Linked DNA regions of Homo sapiens: regions 1, 2, 4 and 5 are each linked to region 3. The links are chromatin loops, found by intact Hi-C in ENCODE. Cell type or tissue: dorsolateral prefrontal cortex. All regions are shown on one strand. Each heading gives the region's core, and the rest is flanking DNA. Links, peaks and the distances in the headings are about the cores only.

The links. A loop is a pair of places that touch in the nucleus more often than their neighbours do. Peaks named below come from ENCODE experiments on the same cell type or tissue, not always from the same donor. Only the 100,000 strongest peaks of a DNase experiment are listed, where the experiment ranks them.
Region 1: a loop joins it to region 3, with 6 times the contacts of the local background. A loop is called at or near these places in 75 of 110 quality-filtered maps.
Region 2: it touches region 3 in a loop (2.8-fold over the local background); 5 of 110 quality-filtered maps call a loop at or near these places.
Region 4: a loop joins it to region 3, with 3.0 times the contacts of the local background. A loop is called at or near these places in 12 of 110 quality-filtered maps.
Region 5: it touches region 3 in a loop (10-fold over the local background); 109 of 110 quality-filtered maps call a loop at or near these places.

Annotation. Positions count from the first base shown.
Region 1 is chr17:17,568,174-17,574,226 of GRCh38, reverse strand. The region is part of intron 2 of PEMT (phosphatidylethanolamine N-methyltransferase); the gene reads left to right. Among named protein-coding and RNA genes, the nearest start is that of PEMT, 21 kb to the left of the region's middle. RefSeq lists enhancers at 4,401-5,290, 5,291-6,053. In dorsolateral prefrontal cortex, for the core only: CTCF peaks have their summits at 3,804 (motif pointing right), 5,118 and 5,318 (motif pointing right); DNase peaks (open chromatin) are centred at 3,360, 3,780 and 5,313.
Region 2 is chr17:17,857,775-17,863,827 of GRCh38, reverse strand. It overlaps TOM1L2 (target of myb1 like 2 membrane trafficking protein), which reads left to right. Exons shown (of 15, transcript NM_001082968.2): 11 at 980-1,097; 12 at 2,277-2,352. Among named protein-coding and RNA genes, the nearest start is that of SREBF1, 24 kb to the right of the region's middle. RefSeq lists enhancers at 3,680-3,729, 4,503-5,003. In dorsolateral prefrontal cortex, for the core only: CTCF peaks have their summits at 3,218 and 3,439 (motif pointing right); DNase peaks (open chromatin) are centred at 3,447 and 3,685; H3K27ac peaks cover 1,556 bases.
Region 3 is chr17:17,353,371-17,359,423 of GRCh38, reverse strand. No RefSeq gene overlaps it. Among named protein-coding and RNA genes, the nearest start is that of NT5M, 53 kb to the right of the region's middle. RefSeq lists enhancers at 3,487-3,987, 3,988-4,488. In dorsolateral prefrontal cortex, for the core only: CTCF peaks have their summits at 3,184, 4,133 and 4,332 (motif pointing left); DNase peaks (open chromatin) are centred at 3,173 and 4,333; H3K27ac peaks cover 831 bases.
Region 4 is chr17:18,030,828-18,036,880 of GRCh38, reverse strand. The region is part of intron 1 of ATPAF2 (ATP synthase mitochondrial F1 complex assembly factor 2); the gene reads left to right. Among named protein-coding and RNA genes, the nearest start is that of ATPAF2, 5.3 kb to the left of the region's middle. In dorsolateral prefrontal cortex, for the core only: a CTCF peak has its summit at 3,211 (motif pointing right); a DNase peak (open chromatin) is centred at 3,229.
Region 5 is chr17:17,638,986-17,645,038 of GRCh38, reverse strand. No RefSeq gene overlaps it. Among named protein-coding and RNA genes, the nearest start is that of SMCR2, 36 kb to the left of the region's middle. In dorsolateral prefrontal cortex, for the core only: a CTCF peak has its summit at 3,026 (motif pointing right); a DNase peak (open chromatin) is centred at 3,048.

The DNA of each region.
Region 1 (6,053 bases), core at 726-5,725, 210 kb before region 3:
AGTCTCATTTTGAGATAGTTTTTCACTGGAACAGTTTGTGGTCATTGGTGGGAGAGGGAGTGAGCTCTTCAAAGTGGTTTCAAAAGGAGAAAAGTTAAGAAACATGTTGCAGTTCCGTGGGCTGCTGCCGGGGAGAGTATCCGGACGGCATCTGGAATGGGATGACGAGGCCCAGCTCTGTGATGCCAGAAGCCCAGTGGGTGGATCAGTTGAGCCAAGGAGTTGGAGACCATCCTGGGGAACATGGCAAAACCCTGCCACTACAAAAAATACAAAAATTAGCCGTGTGTGGTGGTGTGCACCTGTAGTCCCAGCTACTGGGTTGGCTGAGGTAGGAGAATCACTTGAACCCAGGAGGTCGAGGCTGCAGTGAGCTGTGATCACACTACTGCACTCCAGCCTGGGCAACAGAGCAAGACCCTGTCTTAAAAAACAAAAACAAAGACAGGCCAACAGGCCACAACCAGGGAAGCACTTAAATAACTTAATAGTTATCAATGCAGTTGTCCCTGGGTATCCATAGGAGATTGGTTCCAGTTCCCCGTGGATACCAAAATCGGCAGATGCTCAGGTCCCTGATGGGAAACAATGTTGTATTCGAGTATAACGTATGCCCACCCTCCCATATACTTTACATCATCTCTAGATTACTTATCATACCCAAGACAGTGTACATGCTGGGTAGTTACACTGTATTATTTTTTATGTTATTACTTTTTGTTTTTATTTTTTTCCTGAATTTTTCTTTTTTTTTTTTTTTGAGACAGCATCTCACTCTGTTTCCCAGGCTGGAGTGCAGTGGCATGATCTTGGCTTACTGCAACCTCTGCCTCTCAGGTTCAAGCGATTCCCCTGCCTCAGCCTCCCAAGTAGCTGGGATTACGGGGACCTGCCACCAAGCCCAGCTAACTTTTTTGTAGTTTTAGTAGAGATGGGGTTTCACCATCTTGGCCAGGCCTTGTGATCCACCTGACTCGGCCTCCCAAAGTGCTGGGATTATAGGCATGAGCCACCGCGCCAGGCCTTTTTTTTCTTTTTGAGACAGAGTCTTGCTCTGTTGCCCAGGCTGGAGTGCAGTGGCACGATCTCGACTCACTGCAACCTCCACCTCCCAGGTTCAAGTGGTTCTCCTGCCTCAGCCTCCTGAGTAGCTGGGATTACAGGCATGCACCACTGTGCCTGACTAATTTTTGTATTTTTAGTAGAGACAGGGTTTCACCATGTTGGCAAGGCTGGTGTCGAACTCCTGACCTCAGGTGATCTGCCCGCGTTGGCCTCCCAAAGTGCTGGGATTACAGGCATGAGCCACCACGCCTGGCTCTTGAATATTTTTATCTGCAGTTGCTGCGGAGGGCTGGCTGGTGGTGGCGGGACTCATGCTCAGGTGTTGTGCCCAGTGCATGTCATGCAGTATTTCAATGAATCTTCACAGCAAATGCTGTTAATATCCCCTTTGGAGACTGAAGCTTGAAGAGGTTCATTCATACATTCTTCAAATGTTTATTGAGCATCTACTGTGCGCTGGGCACCATCCCGGCCCCTGGCCCTCACGCAGCAGCTTCAGTGGTGAATGAATGTATAGCACTGCCGGTGACACAGCAGGCAAGGGGAGGGACAGACAGGGGTGGTGGTCAGGGAAGGCCTCTCTGATGGGTGTCCTTTCACCAGAAACCTGATTCTCATGCAGGAGGGCCCTCAGGTGTCTGGGGAAGAGCATTCTGTCAGGAAAACACAAGTGCAAAAGTCCTGGGGCACTCTTGAGTGTCCTCGGAGGTTTTAAGGGACAGCTGCCGCTGGAGCCAGGCAGAGGGAGAATGGAGGAGCAGGACGGAGAGGTGGCTGGGGACGGTGGTGCAGGCCTTGCGGGCCATGGGGAGAGACATTCCCTGGACTCTGAGCTGGGAGCCATTGCAGAGGTGGCATGATCTGAGTCAGAGTTTCAAGGTCACTGCACCAAGGACAGAGGAGAAGAGACAAAGGTGGAGCTGAGAGGCCAGCAGGCCCCAGATGGCAGCTTGACCACAGTGGGACTGGCGGAGGTGGGAGCAGTGATCAGGGAGAGCTGAGAGAGGTGGCTTGGCCAGCCCATGGTTGGGCCTGAGTGACCCGTGGGAGGCAAGGCCGTTGGCTGCCCTGGGGCAACCGTGGGAGGAGAGGCTTGTGGAGGAAGAGCTCGGTTTTGCCTGTGTCAGACACGGATGTCCTTGGGCTCCAGACAGTGTGAGAAGGCCAGGCATGGTGGCTCACGCCTATAATCCCAAGCACTTTGGGAGGCCAAGGCAGGCGGATCGCTTGAGCCCAGGAGTTCGAAACCAGCCCGGGCAACGTGGTGAAATGTCATCTCTGTAAAAATACAAAATTTAGCCAGGTGTGGTGGTGAGCACCGGCTACTGGGAAGGCTGAGGTGGGTGGGTCACTTGAGCTCTGGGGGTCGAGGCTGCCATGAGTTGTGCTCAAGCCACTGAACTCCAGTTTGGGTGGCAGAGTGAGACCCTGTATCAGAAAAAAAAAAAAACCCAAAACAAAACAGACTGTGTGTGAGTCTGGACTCCTGGGGAGCTGGGGGCACTGGAGAGGGGCCTTGGCCCCAGGCCCACTGTGTGCCTTTCTGGGCTGTGGCTCTAGGGAGTGTTTTCCCAGCATTGGGCTGGGGTGCTGCCCGCTTCTGCTCATCAGCACCCACTCCGTCCCTTCCCTCTTCCCTCCCAGGCTTCCTAGGTGAGCCACCTGCTCCCACCCCTCCCTCCACCTGGCCAGCTGGCATCTCCTCCACTCTGTTGGAACATTTCTTCCCAAGGCCTCCTCCTGCTCTTCCTTGTTCAGACCATGGGAGGCTTTCCCGGCCTTCTCTTTCTGGGTCTTTGGGGGAGTTCACACTGCGGACCCTCACTCTTCCTGGAGACCGGCCTTCCTGTGCGCCACGATGCTTTTCTGGCTCTCTTCCTGCTGTTCTTGTGAATTCTGCTTCCTCCACCTGATGTTCATTTGCTCAGCGAATAGTCACCGAGAACCTGCCATGCACCAGGCACTGTGTGTGTCCTCAGAGAGTGAATGACCTCTGTCCTTCCAGAGCACAGATATGTTTGTAATGAACACTGTGATAAGGGCTCAGGAAACAAAGATCAAGGTGTCACAGAGGGACTGACAGGCTTTTCCCTCTGTCATCTGAGTCTCAGTCTGTGGCCTGGACTCCTCAGGGCTTCAGGACCTTGGGTCCAGGCACTGTGGCCCTACGTGGGAGTCTCCAGTCTCCAAAGGGAGCCCCTGCCAAGACCTCCCCAATGTTCTGTTCTTTCCCTATCACTCCAGATGCCAGGGCAGTGGTCCAAGGACCAGGATGGACTCCCTCTTCTCACCTGCCCCCGGATCTGTACCCTCGCGGACTCTACCTGGCTTCGTGCCATCACCCCCGCCAGATCACCAGCAGCAGCTGCTTGCAGCCAGTCTCCCCACTGCTCCTCTCTAGCCACCCTTGAGGGCCATGCTCAGAGGTCCCCAGGTTTTCCAGGAAATGGAACTTTTCCCCTGTCCCGGGAGGCCCTTCTGGCAGGCGTCCTCCCACCTGTATCCTCAGTCATCCCAGGTCTTGGGCCTTTCTGGGTGATCTGGCTTCTCTTGTGCAAGGCTGCCCACAGACCTTTGTTACCGCAGCTTGGAGTGGTCCTTGTCAGGTGTCCCCTCCCTCATGCCTCCTCACCCTGCCCTCTCTGACTCAGGGTTGCTGACTTTTGGGGCCATCCCTGGCACTACAGGTGTCCAGCAATGTCCCCGGCCTCTGCCCACTAGATGTCAGTAGTACCCCAAGCCCAGGCCATCTGAGTGGTTTCCAGACATTGCCTGATGTCCCTTGAGGGCCATGGCTGCCTGGGCGTTCTGAGTACCTACCCCTCAGCACAGCCTGCCATACCTGCTGTCACTGTTTGTCTCTCACTGTCCCCTTCCCAGGAGCATCCTAAGAGAGTTGAAGCGGAGCCTGCTCTGCTTCTGTGTCCCCAATCCTGGCATGTGCAGTGCTCCGGGTGGCAGCTGCTGCCTGACCTTCTGTGTCAAGGAGGGTAGGGCACCTGTTGTAGCTCAGTGCCTGTGCCCAGCACCATGCCTGGCAGAAATGGATGTCCAGGCAGTGTTTATTGGCTTTGTGAGCGTGGATTGCCCATTGACTGGTTTTCTGCAGTGGCACCTGGTGGACAAGGTGAGGCTCCATTGTGCCAGGTTCTATGCACACCCCGACTCTGTGAAATAAAGCACTGCATGGAGGTAAAGAGCAGCAGTCATTTGTAGCAGGCTCAGCGATTCCTGGCATCCCAGTGAAGATAAGATAGGCAGCCTGTGCCACTCCAGCTCCCAGAGCCCCCCTGCTTGCCCTGCCCTGCCATGCCCTGTGTTGTCCCGAGGGAGCCAGCATGGGAGGCACAGCAGCTGCCTTGAGCAGTTATTTACAAGAGCAAAGTGTGCACATGCTTTGGTATTTTAACTTTATTGAAGACCAGTTGCATGTAACCAACATCAAAGCTGCTGGAGACATAGCAAGTTGGAACCCTACTTCCAACCTAGAAGGATTTCTAGGCAGAGTTGCCTGTGTCTGACTTCCCTTCCTCACTGGGACCCCGTAAACCTGAAGGGGAGCTGTAAGGAATCCTGCCAAGACGGCAGATGCACACGGGGTCACGCCGGTTTCCTCCAGCCTTGGGAGGGTGCTTCCTGGTGCCTTTGTTTGTCCCCTTCCAAGCCCTGCGTGGCCACCCTGCTTTCTGCTCTCCCTGGGTGCCTGGCTCTCATGTGCAGGTCTTTGCTTGGGGACACCCAAGTCCATCCTCAAGGTCAGTGTGCAGCTCCTCCCCTCTGAGGCCCCTCTCTCCCACAGTGCACCCTGCCCAAGACCTCTCGCTCCATTGGGCCGGGGGTGGCTCCTGCACATGTGCTCCAGAGAGGAAAGGCATTTGACAGGTCAGCTGCAGACAGGTGTTCTGACACTCACTGTCAACCAGACCAAAGCCCCAGCCCTTGGCCCTGCAGAGGATACCTATAGAGGGGCAGCAGGCCTTATGTCTGTATCAGGACGCTGACCTGTCCCTCTGGCCGGGGACTTTCCTGCTTTTAGCCTGAGAGTCTCTTTCCCTGGAACCCAAGTCAGTCCTGGGCAGAACAGGACAGTTGGCCACTGTAGTCTGGAGAGTTGTTTGGGAAGAGGCAGCTTTTCCTTTCTGGGAGGTGAGAGTCCACTTGCTGCGCTGGGCCGCTGGCTGGGCCTGGGGTTTCCTGGGCCTGGATGTTTGACCTGCTGGCTGGTACTGGCAGCAGCTGCACCCCAGGGTGGCCAGACGGTAGGTGGCGCTGTGGGCAAGGTGAGGTGTGCTTCTCCTGGCTCCTGGGAGGAGGAAGAGGAGGAGGAGGAGAAGGAAGAAAAGGTGTGGGTGCTCCTGCCTCACCTCAGTCACCTCCTCACCTGCAGCTCCCTCACCTGCCTACCACCCTTAGTGTGAGTTTGCTGCTGCTGCTGCCTCAGTTTCCATTTTCAGATCCCCAGCCAGCGGTCTATGGCTCGTTTCTGAGTGCCCCAAGGGATCCCTCCAGGTGCCGGGAAAGCCGACCTTGTAGGTGCTATGGGATCAGCCCAGGCCCTGTACCCTTGTCATTCACATCCCCTTCCTGGGCATCGGTTTCTCCATTTGTAAAGTGAGGACGCTCAGCTGAGGCCCCATCTAGCTCTGAAATGCTGCAATCCCTGCGCTTTACCAAGTCCTGGCTCTGGGGCAGCTCTGTGCCGGGACGGGACCCTGCCCTCCTGGGCTGGCACTGGATTAACAAGGTCAGATTGGACATTAGATGTTACATAGAAAAATCAGCATTTGGTTAATAAGAAAGCTCACAACTTATTAACCAAGGAGTTACGGAGAGAGCATAACCAGGTAATGCGTGGGGAGACAGGGTCGTGGGGGCTGGAGGAGGTGATGGTGGGCCATAGGCAGGGCAGCACTTGGCCCACGTGGGCTTTTTGGAGGAGTCATAGGGGCAGGGTGGGCAGGAGTTGAGGCCAAGGAAAGGGATATGAG
Region 2 (6,053 bases), core at 452-5,451, 500 kb before region 3:
CTTGCAATCTCATCACTTTGGGAGGCCGAGGTGGGAAGATCACTTGAGGCCAGGTGTTTGAGACCAGCCTGGGCAACATAACGAGACCTTGTCTCTACAAAATAATTTTAAAACAGCTGGGCATGGTGGCACATACCTGTAGTCCTAGCTACTTGGGAGGCCAAGGTGGGAGGATCACTTAGCCCGGGAGGTCAAGGCTAAAGTGAGCCATGATCATGCCAAGAGAGTAAGACTCTGTCTCTTTAAAAAAAAAAAAAAAAAAAAGTCTAGTGTCTTCCCACCCACTCCTTTACCTGGCATTTGAGGTATTACCAGCCACTTCCTCCACAAATTTTTTCCTGTGAGCGTTGTTCACTTCACACACCCTGGCCTCCAAACCCCGTGCCTTTTTATCTGCCTTTCCCCTTCTCCCCACAGCATCCTCCTCATTATCCTTACAGACCCACTGTTGTGTTGGTTTTGAGTCTTTCCTGATGTCTCAAGCCAAGCACTGCTGTGGCTTGTCTCTTGCCCACTCTGACCTTCTTGAAGCTGAGGACCATATCAGATTCAATTTGGTCTACTCAAGATCTAGCTCTGAACATGGTGGGTACCTAAGAAATATTTGCTGAATAAATAGATGTTCCAGGTCCTTGGACATTGTGATTGAGTTAATGAGGAGCCCAAGCGAGAAGGGCATTATGGAAAATCTGCAGGTGCACTGGCGCCAGTCCCTGCCTTGTCACCCCAGCAATCTCTTTTTTGTTATGACTCTTTCGCCTCCTTGAGCAGTTTGAGGGGCAGTGGCTGTTCTGTCCCCCATCTGGCCCGCCCTGGCTCCTCCGGCATGTGGTGCACTGGGAGTACCAAGGAAAGTCCCGCCCCACCCTCCCCATGGAACCTAAACCCACCTGGCTGGCGTCCTAGCTTGGGGGCCCTTCATCAGATCTACAGTCTACATTTTGTTCTCATCTGCCACCCATTTGTTTTGTTGCCACAGACTTGGGGACAGAGAGCGTCAGTGGCACCCTCAGTTCACTCCAGCAATGTAATCCCCGTGACGGCTTTGACATGTTTGCCCAGACGAGAGGAAACTCCTTGGCTGAGCAGCGCAAGACGTATGTGGGGCCCCTTTTAGTGGCTCTCTAAAGATATTGGGGGGATTGACCCATGCCTGGTCACAGGCCAGCACAAAAAGGCATTTATTTACCATGTCCAGGACTGCCAGGAACTTTAAAGCATGGCTGTAAGGACTTGGCATTAGATGCAGATACTGAATAAATACCAACTGCCCACCTCCTCCCCCACCCCCCCAAACACACACACACTCTCCTGCCCTTGGGGTTGATTGGAGTGTGATTTCTCCTGTCAGTTGTAAGAGACAGCTTTTCTCTTTTCTCCCCATGCTGCTGCTGCTGCAGACACCACCCTGCCTGGCCCCTCATCCACAGGAGAAGCTTGGAAGCAGGAGGGTGCAGCCATGCAGGGTGAACCCATTCCTTACAGCGAGATTTTCCTGACTAAAATAAGTGGTCAGAGCAGAGGCTCCTCTGATAGCAGCTCTGGCTAGGATGAGCCATCTGGAATTCAGGGAGTTGATTCCAAAAGAGAGAATCTCCTACATCTCAGGGAGGCACTGTACATGTTTTGAGCTTTCTGTTCAGCCTAAAGGCGGGTGAAACACACTTTTTCCCACCTTTCCCAGGGACCCAGCATCTTGGTGCACTCAGCACCCTGAGTCCTGCTTGGGGCTCAGTAGGGTAAGCAGAAACCCAAGGTCCCATGTACCCTTCACCACCAAAGGTTGATTGTAAAACAGATATAGCTAAAGGAGTCGGAGAGTGGAGGAAGACCTCCCATAATCAGTGACAGGCCCGGGTCCCAGAGACCACCTTCCCTGTCAAATGCCACTGAGGCTGCTGCTAATAAAATAAGAATTAATGTTACTTTGTGTTTATCTAGTCTTCCCTCTGAGGAGTATTAGGGCACTTTGGACATTCAGCTTCAGAGATGCTCAGTATTGTTACTCAAGAGAGGGATGTTGAGGTGCACAAAATCTGAGATCGCAGAGATTAGTGGCTCAGCCTGAGCTAGGACCCAGGCCTCCTAGCATCCACTGCAGGGAGACAGACAACATGAGCCCTTAGCCTCTGCTCAATGTCAAGGTTTCAGGAAATGTTTTTCCAAGGACATCTGAGGAAGGACCATAGGATAGAAGTGATTACAGGCCACTACCCCATCCCTCCATGACCACTGGAGGAAAATGAACTCTGCTTGTGCTGCTTCTTCATCTCCAGGGTAACCTATGAGGATCCTCAGGCTGTCGGAGGACTTGCTTCTGCACTAGACAATCGAAAACAGAGTTCAGAAGGGGTAGGTCTTTAACCCTGTTTTTCTGCCTGGAGTCTTCTGGAGGGAAAGTCAGGTGGTTTGGCAAAGCTGGCTGGGTAATTCAGCAGAAACTGGCTTGCACAGGGGGCAGGGACACCCTGGGGGAGAGACCCACGGGGGACACCCCGTGGAACCCAGGTAGTGCCTCATTGAGTCTTCACCTCACCCCGTGAGATGAGGCCACACATGAGCTTCCCAATCCACCCAAGAGAAAACAGTCCCAGGCAGGTGGGAGACAGGCTGAGACACCCAGAGAGCAGACAGCAAGCTGGGGTTCCAATCCTAGGATTAGTGTCCATTTCCAGAACCCCTGCTGTTCCTACCACAGTGGCCCCAAGTTCTCCAGGCACAAGTCTCCTATGGTCACCTGTTACAGTGCCACAGGGTGGTCAGTGCTCTGATAAAACCATGGCCTGCACCAGGAAGGACAATGCTGACCCGAGCCACATCTCTGATGGCCATTTGTCACTGGCCTAGCAGAGCAGTACCAACCCCATTAGAAGGCACTCGAGAGCCAGGGTTTGTTTACAGAGCTGGTGCAGTTGGGTGGTGGCTGGGAGGGTGTCCTGTGGCGGTGAGGGGGTGCGGCACAGTGAAGTGGAGGGAATGGTATGTGTTTGGGCCTCCCCAAACATAACCATGCTTTCTGTACAATTTCGGATTACTGAAGGGGAAAGAATGTGTGTCTTAATGCTTCTCATGAGATTTTTGTTTTTGCCTAACAAAGAAATGTGTATGAATGCACGTCTGTTTGCAGGGGCAGGGAGGAGGAGGGTCCTTGGAATAGCTGCCGACAACAGCTGGAACTCCTGTCTGGGTCCCCCAGCTGGGCTAGAGAGGGCAGTGATCATCTGTCCACTGGACAGGAAGGTTTGCAAAGGGCTGTTTGCTTACTGGGTCCCAATTTTTAGCCTTCTGAAGCCCCTGTCCAATGGGCCCAGGCAGGCAGCAGTGCTGGTTTCCACGGGATGCTCCTTCTTGGGGGAAGGGACTCACTCCCTCATCCATGCTGGTCTTCACCTGGTGGATCTGAGGGCATGCATCCCTCTGCACTGGTCACCAGAGGGCGCAGAAGAGCCAGCTGGCTGCCTTGGGTCCTCAGTGCCGTGCCTTTCCACAGGAGTGGGCAGTGCCACCTGAACCCCTGAGACTGGGACACTCAAAATCAATGCAGTGCTCATGGCTCTGATTCTCCCATTACTTAGAATGTCCTCCCACCTGCCCCAGCGTGGGCATTAGAGAGCCCAGCCAGGGGCCTACCAGGATACTGCCTGGTGAGGACATCCCCTCCTCGTGGCCAACCCTGGCCTGCACTGGGAGCAGCCCTGTTGTGCCCCTATGAGGCTGACCTCATTTGTCCCTCACTCTGGGTCCAGGACCTGCCTTGTCCATGCCAGGGTGTGTCCTGCTGCACCCCTGCCATTATCAGCGCCCAGGCCTGGGTCTGAGCCCAGGAGATGTGAGTGACTTCCCGCCCTTCACCCTTTGTGTGTGTGGCTTGGACTAGCTCCCTGTTTTCAAAGGTCCTGATGACTCCAGCAGGTTTTCCACCCAGCAGTAGGCAGATTGCTTTTTTTGAGATGGAGTCTCGCTCTGGCGCCCAGGTTGGGGTGCAGTGGCGCGATCTTGGCTCACTGCAGCTTTCCTCTCCCAGGTTCAAGCGATTGTCCTGCCTCAGCCTCCTGAGTAGCTGGTATTACAGGTGCCCACCACCACAGCCGGCTAATTTTTGTGTTTTTACTAGAGACAGGGTTTCACTATATTGGCCAGGTCGGTCTCGAACTCCTGACCTCAGGCACTCTGCCCGTCTTGGCCTCCCAAAGTGCCGGGATTACAGATGTGAGCCACCATGCCCGGCCATCAGATTGCTTTTCATGTTTGCTGCTCCATGGGGCAATGCCATGGCCACAGCCTTAGCGATACAGGGCAGCAGAGCATGTGGGCTGTGTGTGTCTGTGTGTGTCTACACATATTCTTGCCCACCTGCAGCATTTCAGGTTACCTTGTCCCATCCCAAGCCATGCTGACCTCGAAATGAAAACGAGGCCAAGGGAGAAATTAAGAACACAATAAAAAAGGGGAAGGCTGGGCACAGTGGCTCATGCCTGTAATCTCAGCACTTTGGGAGGCCGAGGCGGGCGGATCACGTGAGGTCGGAAGTTCGAGACCAGCCTGACCAACATGGAGAAACCCCATCTCTACTAAAAATACAAAATTAGCTGGGCATGGTGGCACATGCCTGTAATCCCAGCTACTCAGGAGGCTGGGGTAGGAGAATCGCTTGAACCCAAAGGCGGACGTTGCAGTGAGCCGACATCATGCCATTGCACTCGGGCCTGGGCAAGAAGAGTGAAACTCCGTCTCAAAAATAAATAAAATAAAATGAATGGGAGAAAATCGTGTAGCCGCACCTCTACAAATCAAATCCAACCAAGTCAGTCAAGAAAAGGTCATCCCAGGGCTGGGCGCAGTGGCTCACGCCTGTAATCCCAGCACTTTGGGAGGCCGAGGTGGGAGTTCAAGAACAGCCTGGCCAAGATGGTGAAACCCTGTCTCTAATAAAAATGCAAAAATTAGGGCCGGGCACAATGGCTCACGCCTGTAATCCCAGCACTTTGAGAGGCTGAGGTGGGTGGATCACGAGGTCAGGAGATTGAGACCGTCCTGGCCAACATGGTGAAACCCCATCTCTACTAAAAATACAAAAATTAGCTGGGCGTGGCAGCGCATGCTTGTAATCCCAGCTACTTGGGAGGCTGAGGCAGGCGAATTGCTTGAACCCAGGAGGTAGAGGTTGCAGTGAGCCAAGATCGTGCCACTGCATTCCAGCCTGGCGACAGAGCTAGACTCCATCTCAAAAAAACAGAAACAAAAATTAGCCAGGTGTGGTGGCAGGTACCTGTAATCCCAGCCACTTGGGAGGCTGAGACAGAGAATTGCTTGAATCCAGGAGGCGGAGGTTGCAGTGAGCCGAGATCGCACCACTGCACTCCAGGCTGGGTGACAGAGCAAGACTCCATCTCAAAAAGAGAAAAAGAAAAAGTCATTCTAGCTACTCAGGAGGCTGAGGCGGAAGGATCACTTGCGCCCAGGAGTTTTTGAGACCAGTCCGGGCAACACAGTGAGACCTCATCTCAAATAAATATTTTAAAAGGCAATAATACACCTAAATTTAGTATTCAAGAGTTTAGAAAAAGAATACACATGCCACTAGAAAAGAGAAAAAAAAAATGTAGGAAAAAGAAAAAAGTAGAATTGCTTTTGTAAAAGCTGGTTCTTTGAAAAGTTGACCCCCTCCCAACCCTGATAGCCGTAATTGAGAGAAGCGGCTCTGGTCAACCTTCTGTGATCTCCTGGAGATTTTCCAAGGGCACGGGAGTAGTTGGCATGAGTATGTGTTATCCTGTTGGGATTCTTGGTTACTAAACTTTTCTTCTTTTTTCCAGGCAGGTAAGGGGGACGTGCTGGGGTGGAGGTTGGGAGCAGGGCATCACATTTCCTTACGTGGCAAAGGATCACGTCTGAAGAGTGACTTTTCTGTTTCCACAATATGTGCTATTGACTTCTTTCTCATGGGTCTTGCTGTGACTTTTCTTTCTGAGACTTTTCTGTCCTCGGCCCAGAAGAGAGGTAGAGGTGGGGAGTCTGACCTGGAGCCCATAGACAGCTGGCTTATAACCCAA
Region 3 (6,053 bases), core at 698-5,697:
TTTCAAACTCCTGGCCTCAAGCAATCCTCCTGCCTTGGCCTCTCAACGTGCTGGGATTACAGGTGTGAGCTACTGCACTCAGCCTCTGTTTCTTGGATTACTTTTTCTTCTTGCTAGGGCATATCATTTAACAATTCTTTCAAAAAGGAATTTTATCAATGCTAAACGTCTTAGACATTATTTTCCTTCAGGTTTTAAAGATAATTTCTTCTTTTTTTCTGGCTTCCTGTATTCCATTATTTTGCAAGTCGTCTGTTTTCAGTCTGAAATATTTAGAGTCTTTTTTATCCCCAGTGTTCTGAAATTTCAACATGTCTGTCCAGCAAAGGCTCCCTCTTCATTTATCCTGATAGGCACTGGCAGAGTTCTGGGACATTGCCAGTCTCAGCTCTGGAAAATTTCTTCCCCTGCATTCTTTTGGTTATGTCTTCTGGGACCAGAAAATGAAACTTTGACTCTGTCCTCCATGTATCCTAACTTTTATTCTGTGCTTTCCATCTCTTTGTCCTTTCATGCTGCCTTCTAGAAGTCCTTAACTCAATCCTCTTACTCATTTCTTTGCTCGTCAGCTGTGTCCATTCTGCTATTCATCCCATTTATGGAGTTTTTTCAATGACCAGATTTTAACTTTCTAGATTCTCTAGTTGATTTTTTTGGGGATCCAATAGCCTATCCCATCTCTCCAGGGATACTGAGTACACCTTTCTAAGTCCTCATCCTGGTGCCTTAACTCCCTTTCCTTGGGTGTCAATTCTCTCATTGAGGAGTTTGCTGCCTGTCATTCACAGGCTCATCTCTGTGTCTGAAGTTCATGGTTAGCCAATCTGCAAGCATCACAGCTCTCTCCCACAGCCTGCCCCACTCGTGGGGTAGCAGAATGCACCACCAGCCACTACCTAATGTTCTGTGCATGGGGGCCTCCATTCTCCCTAAACACACCAGCCTTCCAGGACAGTGCCTGCCCCTTCAAGCCTTGCACTCACATTACTTCTGATGACCACTCCCTCAAAACACAGATACCTGTGTTATCTGCTTGGTCTGGGTGTGTGTGTGTGTGTGTGTGTGTGTGTGTGGTGGTGGTGGTCAGGAAGAGGGTTGAATTCACCTGTGGCTCCTACTGAGTACCTTGAACAATCATCCCATCAGGGCCCAGGGGCCTACAGTGGCCCCAACTTTTCGCAGCAGCCAGCCCCCTCCCACCATTGGCCCCAGCCTCTTCTGCCTTTAAGGCCTTCAGCATAGTGTCTGGTCAACCAAGCGCACCAGTCTTGTTTTCAATGTGGTTGTGAATTTTAAAAACATATTTTTTGTCCCCTTAGAGGATTTGGGATGATGGGGGAGGCTTCAGTGTGAGTCACCTGCTACCCCATCCCTTTCTATTTCTTGCATGCCTCTGGGCATCTTAATCTCTGCAGCCTGAGGTGCTGGGCATCAGCCCTGGAGTCAAGCTGAGCCTGGACTGCACCTTCTCAGCATGACTTTTCACAGAATTGAAAGAGTCTAGGCCAGGCACGGTGGCTCACACCTCTAATCCCAGCACTTTGGAAGGCCAAGGCGGGTGGATCACCTGAGGTCAGGAGTTCGAGACAAGCCTGGCTAACACAGTGAAACCTCGTCTCTACTGAAAATACAAAAAATTAGCCGGGCCTGGTGGCGGGCACCTGTAGTCCCAGCTACTCAGGAGGCTGAGGCAGGAGAATGGTGTGAACCTGGGAGGCGGAGCTTGCAGTGAGCCAAGATCGTGCCACTGCACTCCAGCCTTTGCGACAGAGCGAGACTGTCTCAGAAAAGAAAGAAAGAAAGAAAGAAAGAGTCTATGTGGGCTGGGCGCTGTGGCTCATGCCTGTAATCCCAGCACTTTGGGAGGCCGAGTCAGGTGGATCACCTGAGGTCAGGAGTTCAAGAACAGCCTGGCCAACATGGTGAAACCCTGTCTCTATTAAAAATACAAAAATTAGCCAGGCGTGGTGGCTCACACCTGTAGTCCCAGCTACTTGGGAGGCTGAGGCAGGAGAATCGCTTGAACTTGGGAGGGGCTGAGGTTGTGGTGAGCAGAGATGGCACCATTGCACTCCAGCCTGGGCGATAGAGTGAGACTCCATCTCAAAAACAAAGAAAACGTCTATGTGGACCTTATTTCATCCTCACCAGGATTCATGACGTGATGAAGTGTCTGGCATCTGCTCAATATATGTAGGATCCTCTCCCCATTTCTCCCTTGCCACCGCCGTAGAAAGTCAACTCCTTCCCTGGTGTCTGTTTGCAGTTAGCAGTCTAGGCAGTGAGTCCTGTAGGGGACAGAAGAGATAGACTACCCGGGGGGCTGGAGTCGTCGGGGACCTTTTGGCGGAAGGGACAGGCGGGCAGGGCCTTCAAGGAAGAACAGGCTTGAAATAAGTGGTGAGGGAAGGAAGAGATTCAGGCTGGAGGTGGGGGCAGGCGGGAAAGACAGACCAAGGTGAGGTGTGGGAATGTCAGGGAAAACCATCGTCTGCTTTGTTTAGGCAGAGGTCAGGGTCTCAAATGCCATAGGGGGCCAGGAGGTGACAAACCTGGGACCAGGGCTGGGTCTGAGGGCGGGGGGACTGAATCCTGGGGCAGGATGCTTAGTCAGGTTACTGCCCAACCAGCCCAGCCGTCTGTGCCCACCTTCTGAGGACTTGCGGTGGAGGATATAAAAGTACCCTGAAAAAATACAGTGAGCCGCCAAAGTGCTTCTGAGGGCTGCCAGCTTGCAACCTCTGGCGTGTGTGGGCGCTCAGTGCTGGGACCATGGGAGGGGCCTGCAGCAAATGGAACCTACCATGAGAACAGGGACCCATGGATGTCTTTGGGCACCTGCCTTCCTCCTAGCCAGGCCTGCGCAAAACCCCAGCCACCCCCCAGTCTGTCTCTGAGGCCTCAAATGCCCACAGCACTTTGCTCTTTTAGGTGAAGTCACAGCTCTGGTGATTCATCTTGCCCCCCGGCCAACCAAGTGGTTGAGGCCCCCAGGGCCTGCCCACAGGAGCTTCCAGAACGTGCCTGGGGTCAGAAAGAGATGCTGATCATTAGGAACATCCTTATGGGACCAGAACATGGGGCAGGTCTGGTCTGGGTGGTGACTGCAGGCCCCAAGAGAGGTCCCTCCAGGGAGGCAGTGAGGACTTAAGCATCCAGAGCCGGTCCTCTGGCATCATCCAGTGGCCATTTGTGTGAATTGCAGCCCCACACCACTGCCTGATCATTCTCCAAGGAGCCAAAACTACCAGGAGTAGCAGAAAACCAGGGTGAGAATACAAGATTTCTGCCCACAGCCTGTTTGCATCTCCTCAGCCCTGCTTCTTTCTAAATTTTAAGGAGACTGATTATTGCTGGGTTCCTTTAGGCCCCGACCTGTGAGTACAAGCCAGCCTTGCCAAATCTAATCAAGGACTTTTTTTTTTTTTTTGTAATTTTATCCAAATTGCCAACTGGGCAGAGACGATTCCTGAACAGGCAATTTGGCTACTATTTGTACATATTTCTACCCTTAAGAGTCATCTTGTTACAGCCCTGGCATAAACTGGCTTAGGGCCTGTAAGAGCCCAGAGGAAAAGAGTCTTTTTTGGACTGTAGCGCGTGAAGACCCAGCCTCTCCCTCTCCAAAGCCGCAGGGCACCCTCAGCCTAGCCCCCCAGGCCTGGGCAGCTCTGGATAAAGGTAACACTGCAAAAGCTGCTGCTGACACAGCCCACACTGCCTCCCTGCTGCAGGGAAGTCAGAGCCAGGGCTTGTGCAGAAAGCGCCGGTAAAGACAGGTGAGCGGCAGGTGCAAAGCCGCAGGAGAGAGGCATGCGAAGAGCCCCAGGAGCCCCGAGCGCCGGGGAGATGGGGAGGGCCAGGTCCTGAAGGGTCTTCTTCCAGTGCTAAGCTAAGGAGATCCCACTTCATCCCCAACGTGACAGGGAGCTGTGGGTGGGCTAGAGGTGCAGCCCGAGGCCCAGCTGAAACCTGCACAAAGCCCTGGCTTGGAAGCAGAGCGACTTTCCTCTTCAGGCCTCCTTAAGGTCTTGCTGGTAGTGCATGCTTGAGGTTTGTGGCTGGGGACAAGAAGGTTTCTGCTGGTCAAGGGTGAGCCCCCTACCCTGGTAGGCTGCTCACGGGTCCTCAGTCTGGCTGGCGCCCTGGGCCCATCAGACATTTGTCCACAGCAGCCCGGGGCGTAAGGGGAAGAAGAGCTGGCCCAGGAGGGCAAGAAGAGCAGGTAGGGAATGGGGCCCTTCCCCCTTCTTTCCCCACAGCTGCCTGTACCCATGCACGCCCCATCATAAGCACGCGCGAGCAGTCATTTGAAGGGGGCTGTGCTGCCACCTGGTGGCCACACCAGGACAATGTCCCTGGAAGGACTCCAAGTTCCTGTGGAAGGCCCCTCTTCCCCATTTAGGACTCCCTCCCCTGAGCCCACCGCCTTGCTTTACAGATGAAGTCAGTTCCCTCAATCAAGCAGCAACATTCTGGAATAAATGTCCCTATTTCCTTCAACCCTTTCTCATGGATGCTGACCCACTCTCATTTGTCAGCAGAGGAAGTCGGCTCAGAGAACAGTCACACAGCAAGTCGATGGCAGCGCCAGGCCCTGTCCTGCAGACTCCTTGTCCCTCTCTCCTCTGAAGCAAACTCTGGGGGCTGAGCTCCCACCCCAGCCTTGCTTGCTGTGTGGCTTGGGGCTTGCCAATGAGCCTCTCTGAGTCCTGGTTTCCTGGGGTTGACACCATGATGCAGGGTATAGGAAGGGTTAAATGAGGCGCAGGTGTAACAGAATCGGGTGCACATGCAAAAACTCAGATGTGCAAATAACTGTTCCCTATTAACTACAACTAATCACTTTTTTTAATTGCCAATTAAAATGAACTCAGTCTTTCCATTAAAGCGGTCTTTGGTTGAACTCAGGCTCTTTCGGGGAAGCATTGAGTCGTTCAAAGTTTCCATGCCCTGGAGGGGCTGATGATCCCTCTGTGCTTGAGAGGGTCTCCCTCATTTCCTTCCCTGCCACGGGCACATCTGGATCCAGGAGCTGGCTTCTGCTTCAGGGCCTGGCCGTGCTGCCTTGTTTCGCCGGGTGGGCCTCCGCCCTGCCTGCTGAAGCTCCTGAAGCTCGGCGAGGGGCCTGCTCCTGAGGCCCAGCCTGGGCCCCAGGGGTGCTCTGAGCCCCTCAGGTCTGGCTGCAGCTCCCATCTGACCCCAGACCGCATGGTCCCCCGCAGCCCTCAGCCCCAGCTCACTTCGCCAAGCAGGCAGTTGCCCACCAAAGTTCTTGACCGTGGTTCCTCCACAAGCACACAGAATCCCCTGGATTTTTCCTTTCCAGGCTGAGGAAGAGCAGGGGGCCTTGGGGCTCTACCTGGGGCTCACCTGCTCAACCTCTCTCATGCCATGCAGAACCAGCCCCTCACCAGCTGGGGTTTCTGTGGGATTCCTGTTCTCTTGCTCATACCCCCCAACACATACAACTACTATTGAACCAAGACAAATGGGGGTCACTTCCCAGGGCCCTGGCTCATCCTCCAACAGCGTGGCCCCTCCGAGGCTCTCCTCCCACCTAGGACCAGGGGCAGATTACAGTCTAGTGGGACCTTTCCCCAGGTCATCTCCTTCCTCCCTACCCCATGGACTTCCTGTCCTGGATGACACCTGCCCTACCTTCCCATGGGGTGGTGGGGGTCATCACTTGGCCTGATTGGCAGGAGTGCAGGGAAGAAAACTGAGGCAACAGGAGTTGTCTACAAAGTGCTGTCTCCATTGCATATGTAAGCGCCAGGCCAGTCACACGGTGGAAGATCAATTCGCTCATATCCCCTTCTCCTCACCCTCCTTGGCCCCAAGACTGACAACTGAGGCCACCTCAGTGGCTGGGCCTGCCCCTCTGGCCTCTAAGAATTGGCCTGCTCTGGCCTGACCCTTTCTGCCTGTCCTGTGGTTTTGCTGCAAGCTGAGCATCTGGCACCCACCTCGGATGGAAGCCCAGCTCCTGACCCCAGGCCCTGCTTTACCCAGGAACACCTGGGCCCCAAGAGAATGCCAGGCCAGACGAC
Region 4 (6,053 bases), core at 731-5,730, 680 kb before region 3:
ACACTGGTCATGAACTCCTGACCTCAGGTGATCCTCCCGCCTCAGCCTCCCAAATGCTGGGATTACAGGCGTGAGCCACCATGCCTGACCACAAAGGGTTAATTTAGATTTGTGGATGCTCACTTTACATAATGGTGGCACTTGATCTACTGCCTTCTTTTCCTTTTTAAAAAGCCTAAACTTACTAGTTAGGCTCTTGGAAGTACCTGGCACATGGTAGGTAGTCAAATGTGAAAGAAAATAGGAATGAATGAATGAGAAGGGAGGTGCATAAATCAGGCCCATGCATGCTTTTTTTTTTTTTTGAGACAGAGTCTTGCACTGTCACCCAGGCTGGAGTGCAGTGGCGCAATCTTGGCTCACTGTAAGCTCCGCCTCCCGGGTTCACGCCATTCTCCTGCCTCAGCGTCCCGAGTAGCTGGGACTACAGGTGCCCACCACCACACCTGGCTAATTTTTTTGTATTGTCAGTAGAGACGGAGTTTCACCATGTTAGTCTGGATGGTCTCGATCTCCTGACCTCATGATCCACCCTCCTCAGCCTTCCAGAGTGCTGGGATTACAGGCATGAGCCACCGCGCCCGGCCCCCGACCCCCACGTGTTCTCTCTAAAGACCTTACCAGTTGTGAGATATTTGTGCGTATTTGAAGTAGTAGAAGATTAAACCGCAGTGGGTTCTTCTCAATGAACACTTCAGTCAGCAAGCTGATTGAACTTGGCCACTTAGGAATGGCCATGCCATTGAAGGTTATCAGAAGGAGAGGAGGAGTTTACGAAAGGGTCACTGAGGTGTTGGAGAAGGAGATATTGCAACAAGAAGACCTATATGAGGTTGTTGTGGCAGTTTAGTTCTGCACCAGCTTATCAGAGGTCTATTGACTCCCAGAGTGGCAGGTGTTCTGGAGAAACCTATCTATTCAGCGTATCTGGCTGAATGCAACTGCCTGATGAAGTCAAGGCTAGAAGTCTTGTCTCTGCTATTTACCAGTTGTCTGTCACCAAGACAAGATGTTTAGCTTCTCTATCACCTCCGAGGCATTAGCTGCCTTGTCATCCTCATAGAATAGTGGTGTGGATTGAGGGAGATTATGTAGTCTGTAGATCAGGGTCCAGCCTGCCACCTGTTTTTGTAAATAGAGTTTTATTGGAACACAGCCACATGCATTCATTTACATATCATCTATGGCTACTTTCACTACAGTGGCAGAGTTGAATAGTTGGAACAGATATTGTATGGCTTGCAAAGCTTAGAATATTTACTATCTGATTCTTTGCAGAAAAAGTTTGCTAAATGTTATACATTTGGCCTGAAGGATTTTTTTAACAGCTTTATTGAGATATTTACTTGCTATACAATTCATTTACTTGAAGTGTAAATATAATAGTTTTTAGTATATTTACAGAATTGTACAGCCATTGCCACAATCAATTTTAGAACATTTTTATCACCCTTAAAAGAAACCTGCACCCTTTAGCTATCATCCACCCTTACTACTTCCATCCCTTGGCAACTACTACTTTCCTTTGTTCTTTTATAGATTTCCCTGTTTGGGACATTTTATATAAATAGAATGTGGTCTTTTTTGACTGACTTTTTCACTTAGCATAATGTTTTAAAGTTTGGGTTTTTTTTGTTTTTTTTTGTTTTTAAGAGATTGGGTCTCATTCTGTTGCCCAGGCTGGAGTGTAGTGGCACGATCACAGCTCACTGTAACCTCAAACTCCTGGGCTCAAGTGATCCTCCTGCCTCAGCCTCCCAAGTAGCTAGGGCTACAGGCACACACCACCATGCCCGGCTAGCTTTTTAGTGCTTTGTAGAGATGGGGTCTTGCTCAGGCTGACCTCAAACTCCTGGCCTCAAGTGATCCTCCTGCTTCGGCCTTCCAGAGTGCTGGGATTACAGGAGTGAGCCACCATGACCAAACGTTTTTAAGTTTTATCCACCTTGTATCATGTATCAATGACTCCATTCTTCTTTATTGCCAAACAATATTCCATTGTATGTGTAAATATGCCACATTTTACTTATCCATTCATCCATTGGTGGACACAGGGTCGTTTCTACCTTTTGGCTAATATGAATAACGCTACTATGAACATTCATGTACAAGTTTTTGTGTGGACATATGTTTTCATTTCTCTTGGACATATACCTAAGAGTAGAATTACTGGGTCAAATGGTAACTCTGTTTAACTTTTGGAGGATCTGCCAGACTGTTTTTCAAGGTGGCTGTGCCATTTCACATTTCCACCAGCAGTGTTTGAGGGGTCCAGTTTCTCTATATCTCAACACTTGTTGTTGTCTTTTTTATTACAGCTGTCCTAAAGGGTTTGAAGTGGTATCTCATTGTGGTTTTGATTTGCATTTCTCTGATGAATTATGTTGAGTATCTTTTCACGTGCTTAATGGCTATTTGTATATTTTCTTTGAAGAAACGTCTATTCAGATCCCTTGACCATTGTTTTTTTTTAAAGAGAGGGGGTCTTGCTCTGTCACCCAGGTTGTAGTGCAAGTGGCTCAGTTACAGCTTACTGCAGCCTCAACCTCCTGGGCTCAAGCGAGCCTCACACCTCAGCCTCCAAAGTAGCTGGGAACTACAGGTGTGTGCCACCATGCCCAGCTGACTTTAAAATTTTTTTGTACAGACAGGGTCTTGCTATGTTGCCCAGGCTGGTCTCAAACTCCTGGACTCAAGCAATCTTCCCACCTCGGTCTCTCAGACTTGAACATTTTTAAATTGGGTTATTTGTTGTTGTTTTTGAGACAGGGCCTCGGTCTGTTGCCTAGGCTAGAGTGCAGGGGTGTGTTCATGGCTCACTGCAGCCTCAACCTCCCAGGCTCAGGTGATCCTCCCATGTCAGCCTCCTGAGTAGCTGGGACTACAGGCACGTGCCACCATGCCTGGCTAATTTTTGTATTTTTGTAGAGACAGGGTGTTGCCATGTTGCTCAGGCTGGTCTTGAACTCTTGGACTCAAGTGATCCACCTGCCTCAGCCAGCCAAAGTGCTGGGATTACAAGCTCGAGCCACCATGCCCAGCCTATTTGTCTTTTTGTTATTGAGTCGTAAGAGTTCTTTATGTATTTGGGCTGAAGAATTTTGATACCTGAAAAGAGTTGGTTAGAGCCGCCCTAGGATTACAGATGGCCCTGGAGTTAGAATTTCACCTTTAAGGTTTAAGGCCCACCAGATGGCACTGTTTTAAAAGATAAAGGCACTGAGACAGCTCTGAAACCAGTACTTCCTCTTCTTGGTGCACTGTGGGAGTTGTGGTTCCTGAGGCTGGTAATCTTTCTAAAGGAAAGGCCAGTTCTGCATGATCCTACAAAGCTAGGCTGATTTTTTTCATCTTTAAAGACAGGGTTACCATTGATGTCTGCTAACCATGTATTCACCGAGAACATGGAAGCTTCATAGGTTTCTGGTGGTCTCACATTTTGTCTTATGTGACATTGTTGGGGAACATGGATCCCCCAAACGAATTGTCCAGATCATGTTCTTTTTTTTTTTTTTTTTTGAGACAGAGTCTCATTCTGTCACCCTGGTTGGGGTGCAGTGGCGCAATCTTGGTTCACTACAACCTCCGCCTCCTGGGTTCAACTGATTTTCAGCCTCCTGAGTAGCTGGTATTACAGGCAGGCAATACCACACCTCGCCAATTTTTTAATTTTTTGTAGAGACAGGGTTTCACCATGTTGGCCAGGCTGCTCTTGAGCTCCTGGCTTTAAGTGATCTGTCCCCCTCGGCCTCACAAAGTTCTGGGATTACAGGCATGAGCCACCATGCCCGGCCCCAGATCAAGTTCCTGTATGCCTGTGTGGAGCCTTTACTTGGCTCCCTTTGCTGTCTTTGCAGTGATCTACATGTCCCCCATATGTGGCCCCATTGCCCTCTCTAGCATCTTAGAGAATCTTGCATTCTCCTTCTGACCATCTGTCTAGTCCACAACTGCTCTCTAGAAACCCTGGTCCTTCATGCAACCTGTTTCTTCATCTGGAAACTACTTCCACAGCCCTGCTCTGCCAAAAAAAAAAAAAAAAAATTGAATCAATCAGAAAGTTTGGTACCTCCTGCCTCACCTTCAAGTTGCAATTTAATTCTGACTAATCGTTCCACGTGCCTGCCCCATCACAGAAGTCACCTTATTGTTTGCCTGGTTTAGTGTCTGTATTCCTACTAGACAGTAAATGGCTGGAGAGTGCAGAGATGAGCTTTGCACATGTCCCATCCCCAGGACTTGTATGTCCTGGAACATGATCAGTACTCACCAAAGCTTGTTCCAAGACACGTTTGCCCCTCCAAGTGTCAGTGGGTCATTCAGGAGAGCCCCTGGCTAAAACACATCTATGTGCACCTGCCTTCTAATCTGAGGCCTGGCGGCCCCTGGGCTTCTTTTGCCCTTCTGCCGTCTCATTTTCTGCATGGTTTTCTTCTGCTTGGAGAAATTTTTGGTGGCTTCTTCCCTGCCCTCCATCTATCCCACTCCCATCTAGTTTTTTCTTATTCAGTTACAGAAGTGAGCCTGGCCAACAAAACAGAAAAAAGACTTCCCTCTTGGGAAACCTGGCTGTCCCAGGAGCTTTTGAAGGTTCAGCCCTGTGCTGGCAGTTCCTGCCTTGAGTCTGTTCGTCTGCCCCAGGTCTCTTGGGTTCACTTCCCAGACCGGGCCTGGAAGTATGCTAGAGTGCTCACTCTTGTACATTTGTACACTCTGCTGGCTCTTCCTGCTGACATGGGAAGACCCTTTCCCCAGTGTTGAGTCAGAGCTTTCAGAGCCCTTCCCAACTTCCTGCCTGGCCTGGCTTTTATACATGCAGCCCAGCCTGTTGCATTGGAAAACACAAAGGACATGGTCTACCTCACTCCAGACCTGAGAGAGGAAAGGAGGCCTCCAGACCCATGTCTAGCCTGCCATTTGGATATGACCAGGACAGCATGTAGAGAAATTTAAAAGCAGTAGGGTGCTGTAAACTTCTAATTTTAGTGTCAAACGTATGAGATAATCAGTGTTGTGATTTCAGATGAAGGTGCCATAGTAAGACAACATCATCTTGGTGGACAGATCTGATCCTAAAAAAACACTTTATTTTCTTTTTTTTGAGATGGAGTCTTGCTTTGTCACCCAGGCTGGAGTGCAGTGGTGCGATCTCAGCTCACTGCAAGCTCCACCTCCCGGGTTCACGCCATTCTCCTGCCTCAGCCTCCCAAGTAGCTGGGACTACAGGCGCCCGCCACCACGCCCGGCTAATTTTTTGTATTTTTAGTAGAGATGGGGTTTCACTGTGTTAGCCAGGATGGTCTCAATCTCCTGACCTCGTGATCCGCCCGCCTCAGCCCCCCAAAGTGCTGGGATTACAGGCGTGACCACCGCGCCTGGCCTAAAAAAACACTTTAAACTCTGTCTATTTTATTCACTCTTGTATCCCAAGTGCCAAGACACATGGTAGACACACACATATTTTTGTGGGAAAACAATTTGGGCCTTAGTTTAGTAAGTGCAAATGTGGAATGCAATTTTGGGCCCTCTGTCTGTAAGTATTAGTGATAGCAAATGAGATTTATAGAAAACTGATATGATGGGAAAACATAAAAATATTTGGAGTAGGCTGGGCGCAGTGGCTCACGCCTGTAATCCCAGCACTTTGGGAGGCTGAGGTGGGCGGATCACGAGGTCAGGAGATCGAGACCATCCTGGCTAACATGGTGAAACCCCGCCTCTACTAAACAAAATGCAAAAAATTAGCCAGGCGTGGTGGCAGGCACCTGTAGTCCCAGGTACTCGGGAGGCTGAGGCAGGAGAATGGTGTGAACCGAGGAGGCAGAACTTGCAGTGAACCGAGATCGCGCCACTGCACTACAGCCTGGGCGACAAAGTGAGACTCCATCTCAAAAAAAAAAAAAAAAAAGGCCAGGCGCGGTGGCTCACGCCTGCAATCCCAGCACTTTGGGAGGCCAAGGCAGGTGGATCACGAGGTCAGGAGATCAAGACCATCCTGGCTAACACGGTGAAACCCCGTCTCTACTAAAAAAAAAAAAAAAAAAAAAAAAGCC
Region 5 (6,053 bases), core at 347-5,346, 290 kb before region 3:
AGTGGTGTCTCACTGTGGCAGTTAATGCTTCCTTGTCTCTCAAAACTTCATGCCAGGGCCACCTCCTCCAGGGAGATTTCCCTGACACTCTGTTCTGGTTAGGGCACCCCCGGATTCCCACAGGCTCTGAGGCGTTGACCTGTCCCAGGAATAAGCATTCTTCTGCGGCTGTCTGCATACACACGTCCTCCATAAGATGCTGAGCTCACTGAGGGCACGGGGGCCCTGGGGCTGAGCTCAGCGTGAGCTGAATCAGCGATTGCATCCCTGGGCAGTGTTCATCAGCTGCCGTTCTGGTCAGACCTTCATTTGGGGTTTGGTGCCTGGGCACATCTGGGTTGGTGATTTTTGGTGGTGGGTGTTGTCTTGGAAGCCCACCTTGCTCCCATGTGTCCCAAAGGCCCCCACTTCCTCCCTGCCCCACATCCACTTCCCAGTGAGGCCTGAGCGGGGTGTGTGCATGTGCATCTTTGTCCCCAGGCCTACCCGAGCGAGGCTGGGCTTTCCAATGCTTACCCTTGGTCAGGGGCCCATCGTCAGGCCACTGGGGTTATGTTGGGGAGTGGGGTGGGCTTGGGATTGGGGGCTTGATCCTCCTGTCTTGAGTTCAGAGACCTGGGTCTGTGGCCTGCCTGGTTCTGAGTGACCAGGGACAAGTCACCTCCCTCCCCTGGCTCAGCCTTCTCACCTGTAAAGGGATCCACGGCCCTGTCTGTGCAGGTGCAGTGGGTGCCTGTGTTAGTCTGCCAGGGCTGCTGTAACAAAGCATCACAGACTGGGGGCCTCAACAGAACGTCACTCTCTCATGGTCTGGAGGCCGTGAGGCCAAGATCAAGGTGTTGGCAAGGAAGGGCCCTTCCTAGGAGTGTGCGGGAAGGCTCTATTCCAGGCCTCTCTCCTCAGCGTATCAGTGCCGTCTTCTCCCTGTGTCTCTTCACCTCATCAGAATTCCCTCTATGTGTGTGTGTGTCCAAATTTCCCCTTTTGATAAGGACATGGCTCGTACTGGATTAGGACCCATCCTACTGACATCATTTTAACTTAATGACCTTTGTAAAGACCCTATCACCAAATAAGGTTACAGTTGGCTCTCTGGTATCCAGGGATCAAACCAACCATGGATTGAAAATATTCGAGAAAAAAAAATTAATTTAAAATAACAACACAACAACAAAAATACAAATAAAATATAGTATACCAACTATTTATGTAGTATTTACATTGTATTAGACATTATAAGTAATCTAGAGATGATTTAAAGTACATGGGAGGATGCACTTAGGTTATATGCAAATACTATGTCATTTTATTTATTTATTTATTTATTTTCTTTGAGATGGCGCTTTGCTTTTGTTGCCCAGGCTGGAGTGCAATGGTGCGATCTTGGCTCACTGCAACTGCTGCCTCCCAGGTTCAAGCATTTCTCCTGCCTCAGCCTCCCGAGTAGCTGGGATTACAGGTGTGTGCCACTACACCCGGCTAATTTCTGTATTTTTAGTAGAGACGGGGTTTCACCATGTTGACCAGGCTGGCCTCAAAGTCCTGGCCTTAGGTGATCCACCCACCTCGGCCTCCCAAAGTGCTGGGATTACAGGCGTGAGCCACTGCGCCTGGCCACTATGCCATTTTATACACGGGACTTGAGCATCCTTGGATTTTTGGTATCTACTGTGAGGGTCCTGGAACAAATCCCTCGTGGATATCAAGGGACAACTACACTCTTGAGGTTCTGGGGGTTAGGACTTCAACATTAGAATTTTGGGGGATACCCAAGCATGGTAGCTCATACCTGAATTCTCAGTGTTTTGGGTGGCTGAGGCAGCAGGATCTCTTGATCCCAGGAATTTGAGACCAGCCTGGGCAATAAAGCAAGACCTTGTCTTTACCAAAAATAATTTTAAAAATTAGGTGGACACGGTGGTGCACGTCTGTAGACCCAGCTACTTGGGAGGCTGAGGAATGTCGCTTGAGCCCAGGAGTTCAAGGCTGCAGTGAGCTATGATCATGTCATTACACTCCAGCCTGGATAACAGAGGAAGACTCTGTCTCTTAAAAAAAAAAAAAGAAAAGAAAAAAGAAAAGAAAAAAGAATTTTAGGGGGATATCTCCCAAATTAACTATTTGCCCTTATCCCAGGCTCTGCTTCTGGAGGAGCCCAGTGGAGCCACTGCCCTACCTTGCTCTTCATCCCGGTGAGGATCAAGCCAGCAGATGCTGGCCACTGCTCCACGGCCATGGACTCAATACCCAACACAACAGACAAATCCCTGTCCTGTGGAGCTCATGGCCAGGTTGGGGGTGGGGGTGGGGCAGGCTGCAAACGTGCCATTGGTTTGGCTGAGGGTGGGCCTGGGGAGGCTACTTGAGCCCAGGGTGGTCAGAGAAGGCCTTACCAAGGAGGTAATATTTGAGCTGAGACCTGAATGGTGAGAAGATTCCAGCCATGGCAGGTGTCGGGAGAAGAGCACTTCCACTATCGGATACAGCAAAATGAAGCTGTCTCTGCCCCTCCCATCCTACTTCCCAACCACAAGCACTCAAGCCAGGAAGACCTGAGGAGCATGACTTCAGGGAGAAGAGCCAGATTCCTGTCCTGAGAGCAGTGATGGAGGCTGCTTAGTCTGGAGGAGAAAGTGGAGCTCCCTGGATCCTCCAAAGGGCTGTCAGAGGGCAGAAAGGTTGATGAGCTCTTCGTGGAAGTAGAGCAAGAGCCAAGAGTAGATGTTACACGGAGATAGCAAGAACTTTGTGATGAAGACACATGGAGAGTGAGACCCCCACCCTGGACGTATTTAAGCCCAAGCTGGATGATCTCTTGGCAGGATACCATAGAGGGGACCCAGAAAGTCTGGGTTCGCTGTCAGAAGCACCCAGACAGGGCCAGCCCTCTGATTTTCAGCTGTGGTAACAGTGGGCCTCCTCTCCTGCCCCTCTTATGAAGTCAAAGAAAACAACTCTGCCCTTGGCCTAGAATCACAACTGCCTGGGGACAGTTTCCCAAGGGCACATGGTAATTCCTGTACTGTCCTTGTCATCCGCCAGGTGGCACTGTTTGCCTGGTGTTGGGGCAGAATTGAACTCCCTTAAGCATTTTTAAACGACTGGTGAACTGGGGAGATACCAGTGTTGCAAGGACCCAGGAATGGCCAGAAGGTGCACTGCCCGAGTGTGGAAAATCCTTACAGACCCCGAGACATGCGCTAAGATGGTAGTGGGTATATGTGGCCTCATGAGAAGGGTCAGTGCAGACCAGAGGCCCCTCTCACCTCTGCCACCTTCCAGCTGTGTGACATTGAGCAAACCACCTCTCAGAGTCTCGGTTTTCTCCTCCATAAATCAAAGACTGGCCCCACCTTGAGATTTTGCCGAGATGATTAAAAACAATCCACGTGCCTGGCCCGGAGCAGGTCGCCAATAAAACATGGCAGCAGCCATCAGTGGTGTAGGAACTGTGGTGTAGGAACTAAGCTCTCAACGTCTAAATGGCCCCCCAAAGTCTCCAAGAGCCCCTTCTCTTATCTGAGGAAAGACAGGTGGACGTTCCTGCCCCTCTTAGTCCAATGATGGGAACTTTGATTGCCCTTGAGGGCCCTGGTGGCTCTCCAGGCTAGTGAGGCCTCTGCAAAGCATGGCTTTCTTCCTGTTGGCGACTTCCATTCAAGCAGATGCTCTCCAGACCCCAACTCCATAGAGAATCACCCTTTTGGAAAAAATGGTGCTCCTCTCCTCTTCATGGTTTGCCTTTTTTTTTTTTTTTTTTTTTGAGACAGGGTCCCGCTCTGTCACCCAGGATGGAGTGCAGTGGTGCGATCTCAGCTCACTGAGCTCACTCAGCTCACTCTGCCTCCTGGGTTCGAGTGATCCTCATGCCTCAGCCATTCACCTCCACGCCTGGCTAATTTTTTGTATTTTCAGTAGAGATGGGGTTTTGGGGTTTCGCCATGTTGGCGAGGCTGGTCTCGAACTCCTGAGCTCAAGTGATCTGTCTGCCTCAGCCTTCCAAAGTGCTGGGATTGCAGGGATGAGCCACCTCACCCGGCCTTATGGTTTGCTTTTCTTATTTGGTTTCTTGATAACAATTAATAGAGGTTCTTGAATCCCTCAAAAGTGTTCACTGTGGAATGTGAAGCTTTCTGTAGTTTCATTCCTGGTGCTAAGTGCTGGTAGAAATTTGTGTAGATTCCCTTGGGACTTTTTTTTGTTTGTTTTTTTGTTTTTTTGTTTTTGTTTTTTGAGATGGAGTCTCGCTCCGTCGCCCAGGCTGGAGTGCCGTGGTGCAATCTCGGCTCACTGCAAGCTCTGCCTCCTGAGTTCACGCCATTCTCCTGCCTCAGCCTCCCGAGTAACTGGGACTACAGGCACCCGCCACCACGCCTGGCTAACTTTTTGTATTTTTAGTAGAGACGGGGTTTCACCGTGTTAGCCAGGATGGTCTTGCTCTCCTGACCTCGTTATCTGCCTGCCTTGGCCTCCCAAAGTGCTGGGATTACAGGCATGAGCCACTGCACCCGGCCCCCTTGGGACTTTTTCTAAGCATATGCCTAAGCCCACATTCATGTAAAAGTTATTATTACTTTTGAAAAATGAAAAAATACTGGTTCCTCCATTCATTCATTCGTTGTGCATTCAACCTGTGTTTGGTGCTGTGAGCCCTAGGGTGCAGTGAAAAACAAGGCTCTTAAAACCCTGCCCTCAGTTGGCATTCCAGCTGGGAATGACATACACTCCATAAGCAGGAGCAGAGGAGGGCGCTGGTAAATTGGAGTAAAGGGTTAGCGAGTGTGTTTGTTTCCTGCTGTAATGAATTGCCACAAGTGAGAGAAATTTGCTCTCTCACAGTTCTGGAGGATAGAAGCCTGAAATCAGTGTCACTGTGCAGAAATCAAGGTGTCTGCAGGGCCGTGCTCCCTCTGCAGGGCTCTAGGGCAGACTTGTTCCTCGCCTCCTCCAGTTTCTGGCAGCTGCCGGCCTTCCTTGGCTTGTGGCCACATCACTGCCGTCTTCCAGGCCAGCATCTTTGGAGGTCTCTCCACTCCATCTGCACCCTGTCTTCTCTTCTGTGTGTGGTCATCACTCTGCCTCCTCATTCTTTTTTTTTTTTTTTTTTTGAGATGGAGTTCCACTCTTGTCACCCAGGCTGGAGTGCAGTGGTGCAATCTCAGCTCACTGCAACTTCTGCTTCCTGTGTTCAAGCGATTCTCCTGCCTCACCCTCCCCAGTGGCTGGGACCACAGGCACGTGCCACCACACCCGGCTAATTTTTTTTTTTTTTTTTTGAGATGAAGTCTCACTCTGTTGCCCAGGCTGGAGTGCAGTGGCGCCATCTCAGCTCACTGCAACCTCTGCCACTTGAGTTCAAGCAATTCTCCTGCCTCAGCCTCCCGAGTAGCTGGGACTACAGGTGTGTACCACCACGCCTGGCTAATTTTTGTATTTTTAGTAGAGATGGGGTTTCACCATATTGGCCAGGCTGGTCTCAAGCTCCTGACCTTGTGATCCACCCGCCTTGGCCTCCCAAAGTGCTGGGATTACAGGCGTGAGCCACCGTGCCCGGCCAATTTTTTGCATTTTTAGTAGAGACAGGGTTTCATCATGTTGGCCAGGCTGGTCTTGAACTCCTGACCTCAGGTGATCCTCCCACCTCAGCCTCCCAAAGTGCTGGGATTACAGGCGTGAGCCACCACCCATGGCCTGCTTCCCCATTCTTATAAAGACACTAGTGATGGCATTCAGGGCCCACCCCGATACCCCAGGACAATCTCCTCATCTCAGAATCCTCAGTCACACCTGATAGACCCACCCCGCTTTTTGCCATGTAAGAAAACTGTCTCAGTTTTTTGTTTCTATAAAACAAACTGGGTCATTTATAAACAATAGAGGTTTATATGCTTATGGTTCTGGAGGCTAGGGAGTCCAAGCGCATCACACTGGCATCTGGTGTGGGACTTCTCATGGCATCATTCCATGGCACAGGGCTTCACATGGGAGAGAGCAGAAGCTGTCAGCTCAGGTCTTTCGTCCTCTCCTTTTTTAAACAATTTGTTGGAGACAGG